2 separate regions of the Mus musculus genome follow, and region 2 is linked to region 1. Evidence: chromatin loops called from intact Hi-C (ENCODE). Cell type or tissue: heart. All regions are shown on one strand. Links, peaks and the distances in the headings refer to the core of each region. The heading gives the core; the rest is flanking DNA. Region 1 has its middle 27 kb from the start of Gm35891. Region 2 holds the start of Noct (nocturnin).

Region 1 (10,590 bases), core at 2,034-7,033:
TCATTACTGTTTAACTGATTAAGCTCTGAGTGCATCAGTACAGTGGCATCAGAGCTACGGCACAATGTAGAACGGAAGATAATGAAGGTCCCTGTGAATTGCGGTGGAAGGACTGACTTTGCTTAAATGCAAGAGCGAATGGGGAAAACCAGCAAGGCACAGAACAATCCTAGAACGTACTGCGTTCAGATGTATGTGGCAGCATATGCCTGTAACCCTGCCACTTGAGAGGAGGGGGCAGGAGAATCAAGGCAAGACTCAGCTACATAGTGAATTCAAGGCCAGACTCGGCTACGTGAGACCGTCTTCATCCACGAGCGCGCGCACACACACACACACACACACACACACACACACACACACACACACACACACGATTCATACTCACTGTATTTGCATAAAGGAAGGCTGGAAGATACTTGATGATCTGATTAAAGTTTACCTTCTGGAGAACAGACTGAGGATAAGGCAGAATAAGTTGTTTCATTCTGGCCCTGTAGGGTTTTTTGTTTGTTTGTTTGTTTTTAATTTAAAACCTGCAAATGTTTTGCCTATCCAAAAGCATTGAAAAAGATCACCAGCACTTCTGATACTCTTTCCCCTCCTGCCTGTCTGGAAGTGGCAGTTGCAACACTTCTGTGGACTCATTTATCATTTATACAGCGAGCAGTGTCTCTCGCCTTAGGCTGGAGGGAACAGCTTAATGTGAAGGGAATGAGCGCGGCTGGAACTCAGTCAGCCAGACCTCATTTCAGATTTGGCTCCAGCTCTTGCTAGCTGTGTGATTCTGGGCAAGCCACTTCGCCTCTCTGAGCTTTGTACATGTTATAAATCTGGAGAATAAATTCGATGTTAAATAAGTCCTTCCATGATGGTTAACACTGAACGGTCAAATCGGGGATGGAAGCCCGTTGTTATATTTCATTTTCTTTGACTGAATCAATCCTGAGCGTGCCTAGTGCCAACTCAGACCCAGGGCTGCACATGAACACGAGATGGTATGGGTGGTGACAGGTTTGTTTCCTGAGGGATTGCAGGGACAGAAGCCATTCTGTTTTCAGCTCATAATTAGGACGAGTAAGCCCACACCTATCTCAGAATAAAGGGTAGAAATTGTTGCTTCTTCCCCTTCAAGGCATGCCCTGCCTTGTTTGCCAGCATCTACTGCTGCGAGAGGACAACCACCCATGAAATCAGGGTGCTTAGTGGCTGGGCTCCCCACCAGGACTCTGCAGGAGGGGTCAGGGGTCAAGCAGCAAGAGGCTCAGCCTTCCAGTTCCATTCCAGGCTCTTTATTCTGATGCTGAGCTCAGGGCACATCATTAATTCAACGCATAATTATGAGTACCTAGAGTGTGCCTGGCAACTGCTCGTGATTCAGAGAAACAAAGATCAATGAAGTCTGACTTTTGATCAAAGCTAAAATCAATCCTTCAGACATCTGTCCTGTGTTTACCTTGCTGGGTTCAATAAGTGGATTTTTTTTTTTTTTTTTTTTTTTGCAACTCCTTCCTTCCATATTGGCTCTGTCTTCCAATCCCTTTTAATTTTGACATTTAGACCTAGCGGAATATATATATATCTGAATAAAAAGCTTTTAAGGCCCAAAGCATTTAAGGCTATTAGTTTAAAGAAACATGTGCACATATTCACGGAGGGAATGGCTTTGAGTTTCTGCGTTGTGTCTGGCTTCACCCATATGCTGAAGTAGGACCACAGCAGAACAGGAAAGAGGAAGGCAGCCTGGATGTATTTGCATTAAGTCCCCTGATGAGGAAAAAAGGCAGTTCCTCAGGTTTGGATTTGTGGCTGGGGTTTGGAGCTTGTGACTTCTCATCCTCAACCTGGCTGTGAAGCCTCTCACCAACTCAAAGCTTAATGGCTCCTCTAATTCTGTCTTACTCGTCAGTGTGAAGGCATGATCATCATTAGGAATCTTTAAAGTACGGACTGGGGAGATGGCTCAGCAGGAAAGCACAGGACCTGGGTATGGGTCCCCAGCAGGAACATAAAAATCCGGGAACATAAAATACAGCACATTGTAATCCCAGCGTTGAGGAAGCTGAGATAGGAGGATCAATTTAGCATCTGCTAAACTGCCCAGATGCACACCCACACATAAATGAAGTAAAACATACTTTCAAACAAGGCCTTCCCAGTATCTTTAATGTCAGAGACACTTTGTATTCTAAGATAACTTAAGACCCAACAGGTCAGAAGGAAAAAAACGGTAGGCAGTTAGATTGATTTCTCACCCTATGGGAAATGCATAAGGCTGGAACCAAGCCTTTTCTCCTCTTAGCAGCAAATAGTAGTTTGTAGCCAGGCAGTGGTGGCACCCGCCTTTAATCCCAGCACTTGAGAGCCAAAGGCTAGTAGATCTCTGAGTTAGAGGTAAGTTTGCTCTACAGAGACAGTTTCAGAACAGCTAGGGAGGGCTACAGATACAATTTGCAAAACTCATGAAGCTCAAGAAGATGGAAGACCAAAGTGTGGATACTTTGTTCCTTCTTAGAAGGGGGAACAAAATACCCATGGAAGGAGTTACAGAGACAAAGTTCGGAGCTGAGAGGGCAGGAAGGACCATACAGAGACTGCCCCACCCTGGAATCCACCCCATTATACAACTACCAAACCCAGATACTATTGCAGATGCCAACAAGATTTTGCTGACAGGACCCTGATATAGTTGTTTCCTGTGAGGCTATGCCAGTGCCTGGCAAATACTGAAGTGGATGCTCACAGTCATCTATTGGATGGAACACAGGGTCCCCAATGAGGAGCTAGAGAAAGTACCCAAGGAGCTGAAGGGCTTTGCAGCCCTATAAAAGGAACAACAATATGAACTAACCAGTACCCTCAGAGCTTGTGTCTCTAGCTGTATCTGTAGCAAAGGATGGCCTAGTTGGCCATCAATGGGAGGAGAGACCCTTGGTCTGGCAAGGATCATATGCCCCAGTATAGGGGAATGCCAGGGTCAGGAAGTGGGAGTGGGTGGCTTGGGGGAGCAGTGGGGAGTGGGAGGGGGGGAAGGAGGGTATAGGGGATTTTGGGAGAGGAAACTAGGAAAGGGGATTTCATCTGAAATGTAATGAAGAAAACATTTAATTAAAAAAGAAAGAGAGAAAGGAAGGAAGGAAGGAAGAAAGAAAGAAAGAAAGAAAGAAAGAAAGAAAGAAAGAAAGTGTCTCCTTGGCCAGCTGAAGGAGGAGAAAGGTTTCAGAAAATGCCAGGTAGAAGATGCCAGAGGAGCCTATCTGCCTGTGTGGGGGTCTCTCCCATGTTAACAGCACCTTCTAGAGTTCTGGGAAATGAGGCCGAGAGGCTCCAAGTGGTGACCTTGGGTGGGTGACAGTGCTCAGGCAGCTGCTGAGCTTGATTGAAGGAGCTGTTAGTTTCCAGTCGCCTCTTGGAGAGCATCCATCTTCATCCCCACCCCTGACTCCAAAAGGGCAAAGCCTGCTGAGAGCTCCGAGGCTCAGGACTCAGGTTGTTCGAGTCATTTGCTGCAATGTTGATCCTGTCCTCTCTGTGTACTTTGCCAGCTTGAAACGAAACAGCGCTGCTATGGAAACCGCAAACACCAGGCAATCCTGGCCCCTGCACTTGGCAGCCCAGCCAGGGAGAGATAATGGCTTCTGTTGTTATCTATTGGACGCTGATGCTCAGCCGGTTTTACCCTCAGGGCCCTGACTAGGGATGGGCTGACACTGTACCATAAGTGCTCTCTTGTCTGTTCCCTAGGCTCCTGATGCAGGCTAAGATAACCAGTGCAGCCAGGGTACCCTTCATTATCCCGGTGACAGCCCCGTGTTTTACACTTCCCTGCCGTCTGTGGTCCCTCATCTCAGGTTACTCTGAAGGCTTAAAACCATCCTCTGAACTGCTTGGCAGGCCTACATCCTGTTTTCCAGAACTAATGGACACAGTTTCGGATCACGTGCTTCATTTGTGGGTTGGGAAAGGCAGCAACGCCCCCTAGCGGAGCATTTTGTCGTGCTCAGAGCAGGTGGCTGGGCAACTTGGTCCTTGGAATGAATATGAATGACAGCCATCTGAAAACACATTTAGTGTGAAAAAGCAAAAGACTATTAAAACCTGTTTGTTGGCTGCAACATTTAATAAGAGGTCAGTTTGCTATATGCAACGTCAACAATGATGACGGGAGGAAGTAAAGTCGTAGGTTGGGTAGTCAGAGGCCTTTCACCTCCCCCTGAGCTGCCAGGTTAAATCAAACATGACCTAGCAGGCAGGAGGCGTGGGCAAACACAGCTGTGTTTAGAATGCGCTGATGTCTTGGTCTGTTTTTCCAATATTTGTGCTTTGGAAAGAGCTTTCTGCTTGAAATGAGCTTCTCCTGCGTTTGGAACTTCTACGCATGGGAGGAGAAAACCATGCCACCTCTGTTTCCCAGATATCTCAGGGTCTTTCTCGCCCTCCTGAAACAGGCTATTTTTCTCAGTAACGTCCATTTTCTGCGGTTTGAAACTGCTCTTTTCTGGAAGAGATAATCGTGGGGAAAAAAAAATCTTCTAACCCATTTGCTTGCAAATGGCAAGAAATGTTTGATATTCTTGAAGTTCTTGCCACATAAAGCAGGGTGATTTTCAAATTCTATTTGATCCTTCTGAAAGCTAGCTAGCCTTGTTCTCTGAAAAATTGTAGCACAGGCACAGAAAAATGCCTCTAATTTCTGCCTATTACTTCTTCTTCTTTTTCTTTTTTTGTCTTTTTCTGTAGGATGTTGCTCTCAAGGATATGTGGAAGAGAGACGTGAGTCAGGCCTTTGCCATTAATGGTTGTCCCTTGCCCCAGAGGGAAAGCCAGCAATGTGGTATCGTGCTATGAAGATAGTGGGATAGATACTTACATGTGGTGAATGAAAAGCTCCGGGAAGGTCTTGGCATAACCGAGTTAGTCAAGTTATGAGTCATTAGTCAATGGCTCAGTTTCATATGTCAGGCCTCGGATGGTCTTCCTTTTATTTGACAACTGGAACATTTGGCAAACATCCTGAGTGGTTTTGTGTTTCATGAGGCAGAGTACAGAGAGAGCCCAGGGGTTGGGGACCTGGCCCAGCTACAAAAGTGCTTTCTCAGCAACTGTGAGGATTTGAGTTTGGAGTTTTCAGAACTCTAGAAAGAGTCAAGTGTGCATGCCTGTAATCTCAGAGCTGGTGAGGCAGAGACAGGCTGGAAGATTCTCTTGGGCTTGTTTTCAAATCAGTCAAATCAGCTCTTCATTCAATGAGAGACCCTGTCTCAAAAACAAAACAAAAGACAGACAATCTTGCCCCCAAACAAAACCAAATCAAACAAAACAACAGCAGCAACAACAAAAATAGTGGAGAGTAGTTGAGAAAGATAACTGATATTTACACTTGCTTACACACACACACACACACACACACACACGCACACGCACACGCACACGCACACGCACACACACACGTGCACACGCACATGCACACGCACACACACACTTGCAAGAAACCTTGTGGAAGGAAAAGCTGGAGTCTGTCCTCTATTGGGGCAGTGACTTCCTCTTTGAGAAGCCTGTATCCTGGAATCCTGGGCGGTTGTCTGTAGCGTGCGTGATGACCTGGCTGAGAACAGGGAAAGCACTCTAGCAGAGGACTCAGGATCAAGGACAGGGATGTACCCTCTTGCTGACACCAAAAAGAGTGGCCCTTTGAAAGGGGACACAAAGCACAGCTCTTATCAGTGGCTGCTCACACTAGTTGGTACTGTTAGCTGAGTGTCCACACAGCTCGGTTCTGCTGGACACTCTGTATCCGTCCTCATCAGCCTTCATGAGGACTCCATGGCATAGATGGGCTTCTCCTATTTTACAGGAAAGGGAACAGATGCTAAGAGTGTGTGATCTTGCCGACTTGCTTGGATCTAGAATAAACCAAGAGACAGGTGTCTGGGCAGGTTTGTGAGGGCTTATTTGAGAAGGATTAATTGAAAAGACCTGCTCTCAGAGTGGGTGTAACTTTCCAGTGCTTGCCTTTGTGTCTCTCCCTTTGTGTCTCGGTGGTGAGCATGCCACCTCTGCTGCTGCTATTTCCCGTGGTTAGCGTGGCTGATACTTTCTGTGGTGAGCATGTTCGTCTCTGTTGCTATCTTTGCTGGAGCCATCTTCCACTGACCTCACACTCCTGTCTTTGGGTTCCAATGTGGACTGAAGATTAGAGGCTCCAGGAACTTTCCAGGCTTTTGGTGCCATACTGGGACTGCTGAGGGTTCATCTGTGTGTACTGAGCAGCTACCGGGTTCTCAGGCCCCTCCTTTGCGCAGGAGGACACTGTTGGATGACCCAGTCCCTGTTGATTGAGACATTCTAGTAAGTGAACTTTTGTTAGTTCTGGTCCGTTAGACAACTCCAATACAGAGGGGTCAGCTCACCAGCGTCACAGGAGTGGGGGCGGGGCAGAGCCAGGGGTCTCATCCAGGTCTGTGAGTTCCTAAAGTCAAGCTTACGTTTCCCACACTGGCAGTGCAGACTTCATTATGCTCATTGCTCACAGCAGTGTCTTGCACAGGGACCTTCATTTGTGAGCCTCCGTCTGTGGCTGATTTAGATCCACCAATGAAATTCAAGGAGTTCTGATGGGGGTGGGAACATCCTGGGGATACAGTTGGAATCAAAATGTCTGCTTGGCAGGTTTGATAGAATCCCAGCATTTGGGGGTTGGAGATAGAAGAATCCATGAAGGCTAGCCTGAAGTTCATAGTGAGACCCTGTTGAAACACAAACATGCACGCGCGCGCGCAAACACACACATACACACACACACACACACACACACACACACACACACACGGTGGGGGGTGGGGGGGGGAGGAGAGAGAAAGTGAGCTTGTTCCATGAGTTATTTTAAAAGCCTTGATGTACTAGAATTCTGGGGGAGTCTAGTCAGGAGCTTCCAAGGCTCTTTGGACGGAGTCTTGAAAATTACACTTGAATTGTGGATTGGAGAAAAAAGGGCACAAATAACACATACATATGTGTACATGCGTACACATATACATACTACATGTGTATATATGTACAATGCTCAAATCTGTAAAGTTTCATGAAAGGATTCTCAACTCTGACACTGTTTGAATCAGGCTTTGAAGCCCTCACATTGGCTGCAGCATGACTGGGAATAAGCCCAACTGTAGGAACAGGAAGGGGCAGCTTGGGTGGCAGAGTGTCCATCAAGACGTGCAGCTACATGCTAGGACTCCTAAGAGCCCCCGTGGGACATCAAGGCCCGACCACACAGCATGGTTGTGGGCCAGGCCCTGGAGTATGCCAAACTGAGCTGGGTAGGAGGCCACAGAGCTGCGTAATTGGATCTGTAAATGGTCTTCTGAAAAGAGACTTCAAAAAAACCCACCTGGGAAGATGTCACTTAGTGGGAGTCCTTTTCCCTCTGTGAGAGATGTCCGATTAGAATAGGTCCACGCTTGCTGGGCTGGAGTCCTACAGGGATCCTAGGGCTGGCAGGGTTCTTCCCTTTCAGTTAGAGACCTGGATGCTGAGCAAGCAGAGCTGATGTTTTCCTCCCTGCCTCTCCATCCTGACTCCCTCCTTTCTTCTTTCTCTTGGTTTTAGGTCTTATGCCTTTTAAAAATTACATTTTATATTGTTTTTTTAAAATGTGTTATTATTGTGTGTGTGTGTGTATGCATATGAGTGAGTGTATGTGTGCATACATGGTGTGGTTTTGTGTGAGTGCATGGTGTGTGTATGCATGGTGTGTCTGTGTGCATGGTGTATGTGTGTGCGTGCTTGGTGTGTGTACATTGTGTGTCTGTGTGTATGGTGTGTCTGTGTGCACGGTGTGTGTGGTTGTACATAATGTATGTGTGTGCATGGTATGTGTGTGTATGTATGTGTGTGAGTACATGGTATGTGTTCATGGTGTACGTGTATATGTGTGTGCATTGTGTATGTATGTGTGTGCATGGTATATGTGTATGTATGTGTGTGAGTACATGGTATGTGTTCATGCTGCGTGTGTGTATGTGTGTGGGTGCATAGTATGTGTGTGTGTATGCATGTGCATGGTGTATGTGTGTGAGCACATATTCCACGAAGTTCATTTGGAGGTCAGAGGACACCTTTGTGGAGTTAGTTCTCTCCTTCTACCTTCATGTAGGTCCAGGGGCTTGAATTCAGATCTCTAGCCTTGCCTAGCAAGCCCCATACATGCTGGCTCTAGGCCTCATGCCTTTTTAGTGAACACATATTTGCATTTAGAGACTTGGGGCACTCTTTGGCTTCTTTGGCCCGGTATCTGAGGATTGTCTATCAGAGTAACACATAGGGCTGTAGTAGCTGATGAACGAATGAATCAGTGCATGACTTAAACTGATGGGTGAGGTTGCAGGTTAGAGAGATAACCAGAACCTTTCTCGTCTCCTTCGAGTGTGACACTGGGAGGATCTCACTTCAGGGCTGTAGCTGGGCTTCGGAAGGCAGCACGAGAGCTGCTTAGGTCAGCCAGGAGGACCCTCTGATGATTTCTGGTTGTGGGGGAAAGGGAGCACCCTTGATAGCTAATATGGAATCAATACCCATTTATTCTCTGGACCCAAGTGTATTATTTTAATTTTAGGCGTGGGGAGATCCCAGGCATTCCAATCACAACTCAATTTTTTTTTTTTTTGGTCCTATATAGAGTGTATTGAACTACAGCAAGCTTAAAAGGGAGAGGAGGGAAAAACTATAAAACACAGAGTGTCAACAGCAGAAGCTCTGTTGCCCTAAGGCTGTTAGCTGTTTTTACGCAGCACAAAGTAGATAGGATATAGATACTATTTAAAGACTCAGAAAGAGGTCTTTGAGGTGTGATGTATGACCAGAATCAGGGGGCTCAAGCCACGGTGGCATTCTGCTAAGTCAATCGGAGCCCTTCATCGAGGAAGTGTGTGTGTGTGTGTGTGTGTGTGTGTGTGTGTGCGTGCGCTGATTGGATCACTGGGGTTTGTTATTTGAAGATCAAGAATTCTAATCGAGTCCCTGTGACCGCATGTCTGACACTGCAATTTTGTATGGCCACATTCTGTTTAATCTTCACCGTCAGCTTGGCTGTATCTAGCAACACCTAGGAGACACAGCTCCTGATATGTCTTCAGTATTAAACAAACAAACAAACAAACAAAAAACCACAAAACCTGAGAAGGGCTGAGTGCCTGCCTCCACGCTCTGCCTACTTATCTCCATGTCCAGCCCCTCACTCTTGCCATCATGTCTTCTTTGCCAAGATGGACTGTATCCCTTCAAATTCCAAGTCAAAAGAAATCCTTCACTTGCTCTCCTCAGGTATTTGGTCACAGTCATAAGAGGAGTGACTAATGGAGAGGGTGTCACTGTTCATACTTTGCAGGATGGAGACAGAGGCCACGCGTCAGTGGAGAGAGACTGCTTTCCTATTTCACTGTTAACATTAACCGAGCGTTCACAGTGCACCAGGCCAGGTTCCAGCCTCTTGATAAGTCCTGGCAGTCAGTCACTCTGATGTCACAGAGCTGTGGTCTGCTCTTGTGTTTCCTGTTTTACAGTGGATAAGATGTGGGAAGAGACAAAGAGAATCTTCCAGAATCACACAGTAAATGAGCAGGCAAGAAGTTAAACCAAGTTTGTCTGACTCCCTAAACCCTTTTGTTTTTCATGCTTCATCAGGAAATATCTTAAAAAAAAGTCTGAAAAATATACTGGATGTCACTCAACCCAGAAGACAGCAAATTATTAAATAAAAGATTATATAAAGGGAGGGGCATTTTTTATTTCTCCTTACTTCTTCTGGCAGCATTTGTGCTGATCTGGCTCTTTCCACCACAATGAAGTTGTCACCCCAATTTTTAAGGGAGCAAAGGAAGATGGTCATGCCACAAGGTTGACAAGGATAGAGGAACCAAGAAACAGCGCCCTGCTTCCTGTTGATCCCCAAGGTGTGTAGGAGACTCAGGAGTTCATGAGATGTCAAGATCTAGTAACATAGTCCAGCATGGAAGTACCCAGAGCAGGATAGAATGTCTTTCCTGTTTATCCAACCCCTAGGAGAGGCTGGACATGGTGGGGCACACCTTTAGTCCCAACCAACATACAGTAGACAGAGGCAGGCCGATCTACGAGTTGGAGACAGGCCTGGCTTATATAACAAGTTTCAGATCAGTTAGGGCCACATAGTGAGACCTTGTTTCAAAACGATGACAACAACAACAGCAGCAACAACAACAGCAACACACACACACACACACACACACACACACACACACACACACGAACAACCCCCCTACTCCCAACAAATCAAAAACAAACAAACAAACAAACAAAAAACAAAGCAAGGAATGTTTGAGGGATGACATTGTCCCCTGGCCACCTCACGGGCTCCACACAAGCACACAGAGTCACAGCTCAAGTTTTGGTGGTATGTGCAGTATCCACAGAGGCCTCCCTCAGTTTGAGAGCCTTAGCTGAAGGCCAAGTGGCCTAAAGCTTTCTCGCATGGTTCATTTGTTTTGTGGAACTCTGCATGTCCTTTTTTAAGGCCAGAGCGGGGAGAATTTGCCTGGAGCCACCATGCATGAG
Region 2 (10,590 bases), core at 2,873-7,872, 68 kb before region 1:
GGTTTCTCTTGAGGAAATCAAATCTCCAAATTTGCATTTGACACCAAGAAGTTCGTTTTTAATGACACTGCTCTCTGTGCCCCACCACTACCCTGTCTCTCCCACTCCTTTGAAGTTTCCCCCCAACCAATCTGGCCCAATCAATCTGGCTTGTTCTTCTCAACTCCTGCTGTCATTAGCATATGGAACATTTTTTTTAACACTTGGTTGAGTGTACTGTTCACCAAAGTTTGGGGATATAGCCTTATCAGTTGATGTGTTAATCTCGTCTAGATGCCATCTGGCATTAAGACAAAGCAAGCAAGGTCAAAAGATTTGTAAAAGTTCATTCATCGATTTCCCATCTGGAGCCCTGGTTCCTAACCTAACCACCACTCTCACTCCCCCTCTGCATTTTAACTGTCGCCATTGACTACTACAGGAGAATGATAGCTCTTAGTTCTCCATAAGGATAAACATCTATTCTGGAGAAACCTGATAATTACAAGCTTTCCCACTTCTTTCTCATAAACAGCTTACTCACACAGTTAAGGGGCCTACCAAATAAAGATGTCTTTTCTACTGAGCTGGTATTTGCCTTTAAAACTGTTCCAAGAGAAAAAGCACCGTGTTCCAGTGGTGGAGAGCCGTGATCCAGCCAACTCTTCATTAACTGAGGAGGAGGAGCATCTCCCAGCCCACAGAGGACTCCCTGCATCCCTGCCGCACTGTAACTGTGGCAACTGTTGCCTTGCCGTGGGCTGCTGTCTTGGCTTTAGAGAGGAAAGCAAAACGCTGAGATGGGCCACCAAGGTTCCCTTTTAAGCCCACGTGGTAAGTCTGTGATGACTCTGAAGGTGCGCATCCTCTGAGCACTTAACTGCAAGATGCGGGTTAGACTGTGAACGTGTGTGTTGGTACTCACAACCTCACAAAAGAGGTAGAACAGCTTTCAGCTCCTTTAAGGCCTTTTAACAAGTTCGGGGCTTTTTAGAGACAATCTGCTTGCTTGGCCTGGTGGCCCAGGCCTAGTTTTGTTGCAAAGGCAGGAGAATCAGTGAGTTTGAGGTTATCTATAACCACATAAGAATGTTTAAGACCAGGCTGGTGAGTTGGCTCAGCAGGTAAGAGCACCCGACTGCTATTCCGAAGGTTAGGAGTTCAAATCCCAGCAACCACATGGTGGCCCACAACCATTCGTATAGATCTGACTCCCCTTTCTGGAGTGTCTGAAGACAGCTACAGTGTACTTACATATGATAAATAAATCTTTAAAAAAAAAAAAAAAAGAATGTTTAAGACCAGCCTGGGCAACATGGTTGCCCTTTTCTCAAAAAAGAAAGAAAGAAAAACCACCACCGCCACCACCTGCTTAACATGAGCAAGGATCTTGGTTTAATCTTAAGAAAAAAAAGGGAAGGTGCTGGCCTAGAGACAGCGCAATAGTCAAGAGCACAGCTGCTCTTCTGGATCCTTCCCTCATCTGGTGCACTCCCAACAAACATCCCCAGGATTTGACGCCCTCTTCTGGCCTCCTCAGGTACTCCCACACCCTTGGCACGAGAAGCACCCAATTTTTTTTTTTTTTTGAAAATGAGGGCAGTGGTGGCTCACGCCTTTTTCCCCAGCACTCAGGAGGCAGAGGCAGAGGCAGGTGGATTTCTGAGTTCGAGGCCAGCCTGGTCTACACAGAGAAACCCTGTCTCCAAAAAAATAAATAAAATAAATAAAAGAATCTTTATTTAAAAAGTGAGAAGGAAGAAATAAAAGGGATTTGAGGACTTGTTATTTCTTTTTTATAATGTGGAACCTGGGTATTCGATTTGATTTACCAAACTCAATAATCTTGTTCTTGAGCAGAAATGAAATGTTTCCAAGATACTTTGAAGAATGCCGCCCCTTCTGCAAAAGGCTTCTTCTCCACCCTCATTTAACGCCTTAGATGTCCTTCTTCTTACCTTTCCTTTCCGCGTTGTTTCCTTGAATGGTTCACCTTCAACCCTAACCAGTTTCTCTTTTTCTTTAAGTCAGGGTTTCCTGGAACTCGGTAAACCAGGCTGGCCTCGAACGCATAGACCCGCCTGCCGAGTGCTGGGTTAAAGGTTTGTGTCAGCACCTCAAGCTGCATCTTCTCCTTTCAAGTCTAGTCCTGAATGCTGCGACCGCCTGAGTGAACCCCGGAAGTATCAAGAGTTAGCACTACAGGTCACCTCCACCTTGTCACAGCAAAAATGTCACTATGAGACTAAAAGGTGTTTCATTTAATGACACAGGCCTTTGTGAGAGCTCCCCCCCCCTTAAAAAACACAGGACTGGAACCATAACCTGTACCCCAGGCTGGCCTCGAATTCAAGATCTGCTCCTGGTCAGGCTACACTTTGAATCCCAGCACTTGGGTGCAGGGTTCCAGGACAGCAAGGGTTACATTGAGACTCTCAAAACAAAAAAAAAAAAGAAATGTTCCAGCCTGAATCACCACATCTGCTTAAATCTCACCTCTTAAAACAAAACAAAACAAAACAAAACAAACGAACAACCAAATCTAAAAATCCCGAGAGTTTGTTGTATGTGTGTAGGCACACGTGGATGCCTGGCAACACCTTGAAGGACTTAATTTCTCTCCTTCCATCATGTGGACTGAACTTAGGTCTTCTGCATCTTCACCATTTGCACCATCTCCTTAGCCCCAAATCTCACTTCCTAATGGGAAGTAAGCTCTTTGAATAACCTAAAGCTTAGACTCATCAATTTAATATATTACAGACTCTTCTACAGTGAGTGACACGGCATAAGAATGAGCAACGAATCAATGACTGTATCTTTCCCCCAAAGCTGCAAGAAACAGGAAACCTGCCTACACCCTGTGCTGTCTAAGATAGTTTAAGTACCACAAAAAAGCCTGCAATTTCTTTCTTTGCTGCTAGGGCCTATTGTAAAACCCACAGTCTACCACTTCCCTACCCTACCTCCTTCCATCTATAGGTTTTTACCCATAAATCCAAGGGGTTTCAATTAACTTTTAAAGAAATGCATTAGACATCGGTCAGAAGCCTCACACTGCCAACTCTTTGACTCCATTACCACAGCTGTCCTTGCTCTGAACTACATAACCCACCTGTGCACACAGATGTGCCTAATGACAAATCCGGCTTCTGAAGGAGTTGGAGGGGGCTGGTACCAGCCAACCTTTCCACCACCAAACCTAACAATGTTCCTCCTTGAGACGAGCAACAGGAAAATGGTGTTACTGGGATGCTATCCATCCCAACAGTTATTCCACAACCCACCAAGGTTCTATAGACCCTGAGGTGGGGGCACGACCCTGGACTTTCAAAAGTCTTGCCTTCCTTCCTACCTTTTTGAGACAGCTGTCTCTGTATAGCCCTGGCTGTCCTGGAACTCACTCTGTAGACCAGGCTGGCCTCGAACTCAGAAATCTGCCTGCCTCTGCCTCCCAAGTGCTGGGATTAAAGACGTGGGCCACCACTGCCCTGCGATAACTCGTTAAAGAAAGCCTCATGAAACTTGGCGCCACGTGCTAGCCTTTAATCCCAGCATCCGGTAGGCTGAGGCGGGTGGATCTCTATAAATTCGAACCCAGCCTGGTCTACATAGACAAGGTCTAGGACAGCCATGGCCATGTCTTGGGGGGAAAAAAAGGCAACAAAAGACAACCACAGGGAACCTATACGTTCTAATGTACACTCTGTCCTTAAATTCAACCAATACTCTCTCAAAATGTACTCTAGTAAAATAAGGATGGTTACTGCATCCGAATGTTAGACGGCAATAACCTAATTTGAGGTAACAACCAAATTACACTTTCTAGAAAAGTACTATGGAATAATTGCTGGTTCTGAAGGAGCGCCTACATTAAGTAATTGCTAGATTTGAGGGAGAAACTACTCATTTAAAAGCCATACTTGATTTATATGTAGTTTGTGACCGTCGCAATCTGCTTTTAGGCAGAAAGGAGACACTTAAAAAACACAAGATGATGTACAGAACTGACTTCATGAAAGGTTGATTTACCAGGGATTTAAGACGAAGTGGAAGACTCCCCCCCTTCCAAAACATAAATAAATTAATGAGCGTAACGAGTTAACATGTGCTATTACTACCAGGGCTTTGAGAAGATTCAGAGCCTGTAGGCCCTGCAAACCCAAGATCATGCCATTTTTAGATATTTTTTCCCCTTCATGAGGATGTCCACAAGCCGTCTGCAACCAAAGCGTTACCGCCCTGCATCGGGGGGTGGGGGTGAGGGGTAAAGCAAAACGTTAGCGACTGGGGTCACTGTGGCCACCGGGGATTCAGGGGGATCAGACACGAACGCGGAAAGCGAGGCCCCCTGAGCGGCGTTCCCTCCCTCCCGACGCGACGCCGGGGTGAACGCAGGGGACCAGCCCGCGGCGCCCATTCATTCCGCGCTCCCGCTCACCTGTTCGGGGACGCGACCTCGCGGCGCCCGAGGCCGCCGCCGCCTGCAGTTGCGGGGACTTGGGCCGAGATCCGAGCACCGGCGGGGCGAGCGTTCGGCGCGGGCCGGGCACGAGTGTGCGGCGCAGGCCGGGGGCGTCCCTGAGCAGCAGGGCCGAGCAGAGCCGCCGCGGGCTCTGATACATGCCGGGCGCCGCCGCGCTGACGAGCCGGGCCGAGCTGGGCGGGCGACGGTGGGGTGGGGGTGGCGCGGGACCGCTGCGCTGCGGGGTGTTCCTTCCTCCTCGTCCCTCGGCGCCGACCGGGCGAGCTGTGCCGGGAGGCAGACGCGGCGGCGGCAGCAGCGGCGGCTCACTGAGGCGAGGGAGCTAGCGCCGGGGAGCAACCGGCGAGCGGCGGCGGAGCGGGCGCTACCACGCGGTGGCTGCAGAGGGGGGGATCCGCGCGCACGACCAGGGCGCAGTCAGACCCGGACAGCTCCGGCCGAGAATGGACCGTCTGGATCAGTGACAGCGACTGTAGATCTCCCACGGGGCGGAGGCTGGGGGCTGGCTGACACCGCGGGGATTCGTTAGAGAGGCGTTCCGGGAGCCTCTGTCCCCTCCCGCCGGCTGCAATGGGAGCGTCCACAGGCTGGGAATCCCGGGTTGGTGCCAGCGCTGAGTGTGTGCGAGCGCGTGTCTGGGAGAACGTCCTCCCCGAGCTGTGGGCTCCACGCTCCGCGGTGCTGAAGGAGATTAGGCACCAGGACGCGCTGGCTACTTGTGTGGCGGCTGCGACAAGCATCCGCCCCTCAGGCACGAGAGGCGGAAACGGACTGCAGGGCGTTGAGCGTCAGTCCTGCCAGAAGGTCTGGTGGAATTGGCCTTGGAGCTAGCTGGGCCCTGATTGGAGGGCTGGAAGTCACACCTGGGAGACAGCACTGTAGTTATGGAAAATGAAGGCTAAGGGAATTGGGGAGGGGGGGGGGAAACAAAACAAAACAACCCCCCCCAACCCAAAACAACTGCTTGGGATGGGCCAGACGTAATTTGGACTGTTACCGAATTTAAAGCATTATCCATCCAATAAACCACTGAAAAAGCCAAATTGAAAGTGGAAAGCAGGTGCGGCGGTGAGGGCGACCGCCTTTAATCTCAGCACTGGGGCAGGGGCCCGGATCTTCAACATGGTCTGGAGAGATCCGGCCGGCCAGAGCTACACAGTGAAGCTCTGTCTCAAAATAAAAACAAAGAAACAGAAAAACACCAAACAAACAAAACCCTCAAAACAACAACAAGAATACAAACGAACAAAACTGAAAAAAGGAGATGTACTTAATATGCCCACATGGGGTAGAAGGACGAAGAGTTAACCTCTCTCTGGGATCCCAAAATGAGATTAAAGTTCAAATAGAAGGCCAGGGGTATGCACATCTCAGCAGTCCGGGTCAAAGCGATCTGACTAGATAGAACTGTGTGAATTCCCGCTTCCTGAAAGAATTCCCCCTCAAGCAAAGGCCTTTTCCTTTTCCCAGCAGGAGTTTCCTGAAGGAAATTCCCATTTCTTGGGGGGTCCATTGTTTCAATAGTCTGAGAGTCAGATGCACACACCCACATTCTCTTGAGAAAACCCTTATTTTTGTCAGCTCTGTTGCAGGGATGCTAGGATATGGTCAGAGCTGTGTTTTAATCGGATGCCATATGTTCCAGGAAAATGCTGGAGATGTTGCTCAGTGGTGGAGCACTTACACAGCACTTGAGAGGCCCAAGACTCACATTCTCACCTAAGGGGGTATGGAGAGGGAAGGGGTGGGGGGAGGCGGAGAGGGAAGCAGGAGAGAATGAGTTGAAGAAATACCTCAGGTAGGTTGTGTAAGGAGTGACTAACCCTAACCGGGAATGGAAAAGAAACTTTGAATGAGTATCGTCACCAAGGATTCAAAATGCTTTCCAGACCTGGCCTAAAACATCTAACACCCACAGGATACGGATGAATCAGCTGACAAGCCGATGACAGCATCGGGGCCAGGAACTCCTTAGCTGGTCATTATTAGCGTCTGAGGCTCAGTTTTCTTATCTGTACAGCAATCAATCGCCCATGAGTCATTAGGCAAGGCAAAGGGTCATAAGAAGGTAGCAAGTGCTTTGCAGATAGAACAAAATACAGCAGTTGGTTTACAGTTTAGGTAATGGATCTATGGATGCTGACTCCCTCCCTCCCCCAACCCCCACCACACACCACATTTTCTCCCCCCCCTTCCCTTTCTTACTCCTGTAAGCAGTTTGTCAGTAGCCAAGAAAGCACAGCAGAGGGAGCAGAGAGGGTCAACCAGAACTTGTAATGAATGAGACAGCCTTAAGGAAATTAGATACTCCATGAGCGAATTAATTAACAAGTTTAAAAGTAGTTTGAGGGCTGGAGAGATGGCTCAGTGGTTAAGAGCACCGACTGCTCTTCCGAAGGTCCTGAGTTCAAATCCCAGCAACCACATGGTGGCTCACAACCATCCGTAATGAGATCTGATGCCCTTTACTGGTGTGTCTGAAGACAGCTACAGTGTACTTAGATATAATAATAAATAAATCTTTAAAAAAAGTAGCTTGAGTGGAAGTTTCCTGGGTAGATAAAGCTGTTCCCCACCCAAGCCATAGGCTATTAGAGCGCCCAGTGCCAGCTATGGGCTACTGTACATATAGTAGCTCCTGAAGCCATTAAAACACTACAGGCAATTGCCACTGCTATTGGCTGCCTACCAGAAATAAATGATAAGACCCTGAAGTGTCGACATATGTGTTAGTCACAGAACATGGAGGGATCCAGCTGGAACCGGACTGGAAGGTTCCTCCCAGTTAGCGCACACAAGGTATTCTATAGGCTGCTGGAGCAGGGGCGAGTGGGGGTGGGGTGGGGAGTGGGGAGCTTTGTCACCAACAGCCTTTGCTGTGGACCCTATGTGCAACATCAACTGACCAGACAACAACCTCTTGGTACAACGTGTCAGGACTGTTACAGGGGTAGCCAACCGTTTTCTGATTGGCATCGAGGCCTGCCCGATAGGAGGGAATTCATTTCTGCTATTGTGAACCTGTTCCAAAGCCTGAAGTAGAGTCCAGTAGGTAAGCTACTTCCATTGTTTTGATAAGTGGACATGATGTGCCTTTCTAATTACCTTCTAAATAGCAATGTTCCTGCCCGTTACTGCTGCCGTCAGCTTTGCTGAGAGGAGGTTCTTTTTGCAGTAGTCAGCGGGTGACTGCAGAGACTCATAACTAATCAAAAGTACAGAGGTTAAGTGACTCTTGAGTGCCCAGTCATAAACAGGACAGCTGTCGCATGTCCTCCAACATTCAGGGGACATTAGCAGATGGATAGAGAGCAAAGAGTAGCCAGGCGTGGTGGCACACGCCTTTGATCCCGGCACTTTGGAGGCATAGAAATCTGCGAGTTTGAGGCCACCTGGCTTACAGAGCAAGCTCCAGGACAGCCAGGGCTACACAGAGAAACCCTGTCTCAAAAAAGGGGGAGGCAGGGGGGGGGTGAGGGGAGAGGGCATGTGGAACTCTCCTTGAATGACATAGTTGTTCGACTTTGGCAACTCACAGATTATTTGCAGAAGATAGGGCCAGTCAACACTCAAGGGGCTTTGGAGGTCCTAGTCCTCATTTAGGACAGAGAGGCAGTTAGGTGTTGATGGGGGTAGGGAGTGACATTTTCTTCAGAATCCTGGCGAGGCACTCACCTGTGCTCTGGCAACAAAGCAACTGTTGCTACTGTAAACAACCCTACTGAGGCTCAGTGGAACCCACAAAGGCACACAAACACGGCAGGAGAAGGAGCAGTTATTAGGAGGCAAGAGACAACAGAGAAAGAGTGGATATGATGGGATACATCATGTACATATATGAAAATATTACCATGTCATGAAGAAGCCATTGTATCAGCAACCTCGAGAGTGAAGAGACTAAGCTGAGCGGCAACTGTGTACTGATGTGTCGGTCCCGTGGTTGTCGTTGTTCATAGTCACATATTGGGAAGGATGCTCTGAAGTTGAGTACTGTTGAAGCATGAACAAGACCCCGAGCATCACACACAAAAATATGCATAGTGAGAGCAGAGGTTCCTGGAAAGAACCTCAGTTTACAGGAAATGTCTGCAAGCCCGATTGGCTGGCCAGAGCTTCCCTGGCGTGGAGAGGGAGGAGTGATGCAAGTCCAGAGCTAATCACCTCCTGTCATTTTCAGGCTCCTTAGTACCGGCTCTGTGACTTAATCTCATGTGACTATTAAGTCCTCTGGAATGTACAGACACATTCCTAGCACCCCACAGCCCAAAGGCTAAGAATGCCATTCAGATAACATCTGAGCCAAAGCCTCCCATTTCCCTGCCTTTCTCTGATCCACCTATCTGATATTCTCACCATTGTATTTGAAAAGTGGCTTGATTTCCAATTCCTTTTGTTTGTTTGTTTGTTTTTTACTGTAAAAGTTCACTAGACTGACTGATCCCACATTAGAACATGGAGAGTGTGGAGAACCTAAATCTGTGTTCCTGAGTCACAGTCACTTACATTTGGTTCTAGAATAAAGCTATCTCTTATCTCTTTTGAAATGAGAGTTGTCTTTTTAGGTTGACAAAATTCACGATGTAATCAAGGTTTAGATCTGTCCTGGTGGTGCATGCCTTTCATTCCAACACTAGAAGAGGCAGAGGTAGGCAGAGCTCTGTGACTTCAAGGCAGCCTGGTCTACTTAGCAAGTTCAGGCCATCCAAGGCTACATAGCAAGACCCTGTCTCAATAAACAAAAGTATATAAATATAAAACAAATATTTAGCATGCACAAGGCATTAGGTTTGATACCCCAGCACCCCCATCCCACAAACAAAGGGTTTCAAAGAGGATGCTATCCTAACTGTAGTGTTAAACACGAACTTCTTTAAGCAATCAGAAAGCTAGAAATTAAAAGGTATGTACTTCAAAAATACATTCAAGGACTGGGGAAGTAGATGAGAAGGCAGACTCCTTGCTTCTCTAATGTGTTGCAAGGCTAAGTTTGACCCATAGCAGCACACACACATTCACATACAATTCAGCAACTATTTGCTTAGACAGAATAGACAAATATTATATAATCCCCTGTTAGTGTATTCCATAAACGAATTGAACAAAATTTGTCTAGTAGAGGAGACATTGCATAAATACAATATTTTTGTTGTGTTTTATCGCAAACGGTTTTATTTACCCGGTAAGTGCAGGATCAAGGGATGGAGAAGATATCATGGAAGCAGAAGAGGAGTCCTAATTGACTGGAGAGGCTTCATGTACTGGTATGGCACATTTGAAGTGGAAAGGGACCAGGGAGGATGTTTACAGATAGAGGGGAGGAGGCCTGTGTTTCAGGACCGCAAGTACAGAGCATTAATAAGGCTTGAGGGCAGAGTGTCCATAGGGAAAACTGGGCAGAAGTGTGAGGGTTGCAGCTCTAGCTGGGTAGAAACATAAGCTTAGCTTGGACAAAGCCTTGGGTTCTGCAGCAGGGTATGGAGGGTCTAACAAGCATGAAGATTTAGAGGGCAGTTCAGAGAGGTTGTACTTTCGGAGCTCAGAGTTGCTTTCGCGGATGGCCTGGGACTGTCTGTGTAGACCAGGCTAGCCTCTGGGTGATAAGAGTTTTGACTGCCTCTGTTTCCAGAGTGCTGGGATTAAAGGCCTGTGCCCCCAAGCCTGGCTCAGAGTTGCTTTTTGGAAACATCATCTAGCAAGACAAACTCCGAAAACCAATAGGAGATGACAGTTTAAGCTCTAGGCAGCTGGGTGCGTAGCTCAGTAGCAAGTGTGGAGCTCTGAGCTCCACCACGGCGTGGGCGTGGGAAGGAATAGTTGCTATGCCTTTAATGCCAGCTGTGAGTTTGAGGCTCCCATGGCCTACACTGCATTCCTGAGCAGCTGGAGCTACTTAGTAAGATCATGTGTGTGGGGCAGGTGGTACCAAAGCACCCAGGGCAACTTCACTCAGTTGGGCTATTTGGGAAGCAGGTTGGGAGGTGAAATGATGACCTGTTTGTTTGTTTTGTTCTGTTTTGATTCCTCCTTTTATTTATGTTGTCCCTTCTTGCAGTTGTCTAATCTTTTTTGTTGGTTGAGAAGGGTCTTGCTCTGTAGCTTTTGGCTGGCCTGGAACTCATGATGTA

What was found. A loop is a pair of places that touch in the nucleus more often than their neighbours do. Peaks named below come from ENCODE experiments on the same cell type or tissue, not always from the same donor. Only the 100,000 strongest peaks of a DNase experiment are listed, where the experiment ranks them.
Region 2: it touches region 1 in a loop (2.3-fold over the local background); 1 of 42 quality-filtered maps calls a loop at or near these places.

Annotation. Positions count from the first base shown.
Region 1 is chr3:51,150,206-51,160,795 of GRCm38, reverse strand. No RefSeq gene overlaps it. Among named protein-coding and RNA genes, the nearest start is that of Gm35891, 27 kb to the right of the region's middle. In heart, for the core only: a CTCF peak has its summit at 3,981 (motif pointing left); DNase peaks (open chromatin) are centred at 3,625 and 3,925; H3K4me3 peaks cover 565 bases; H3K27ac peaks cover 1,152 bases.
Region 2 is chr3:51,219,118-51,229,707 of GRCm38, reverse strand. It overlaps Noct (nocturnin), which reads right to left and starts at 5,261. Exons shown (of 3, transcript NM_009834.2): 1 at 4,421-5,261. The coding sequence starts at 4,604. It overlaps Gm40044 (a long non-coding RNA gene), which reads left to right and starts at 9,374. Exons shown (of 3, transcript XR_867250.1): 1 at 9,374-9,726; 2 at 10,518-10,590. In heart, for the core only: no CTCF peak of the experiment used is centred there; a DNase peak (open chromatin) is centred at 5,177; H3K4me3 peaks cover 3,215 bases; H3K27ac peaks cover 3,775 bases.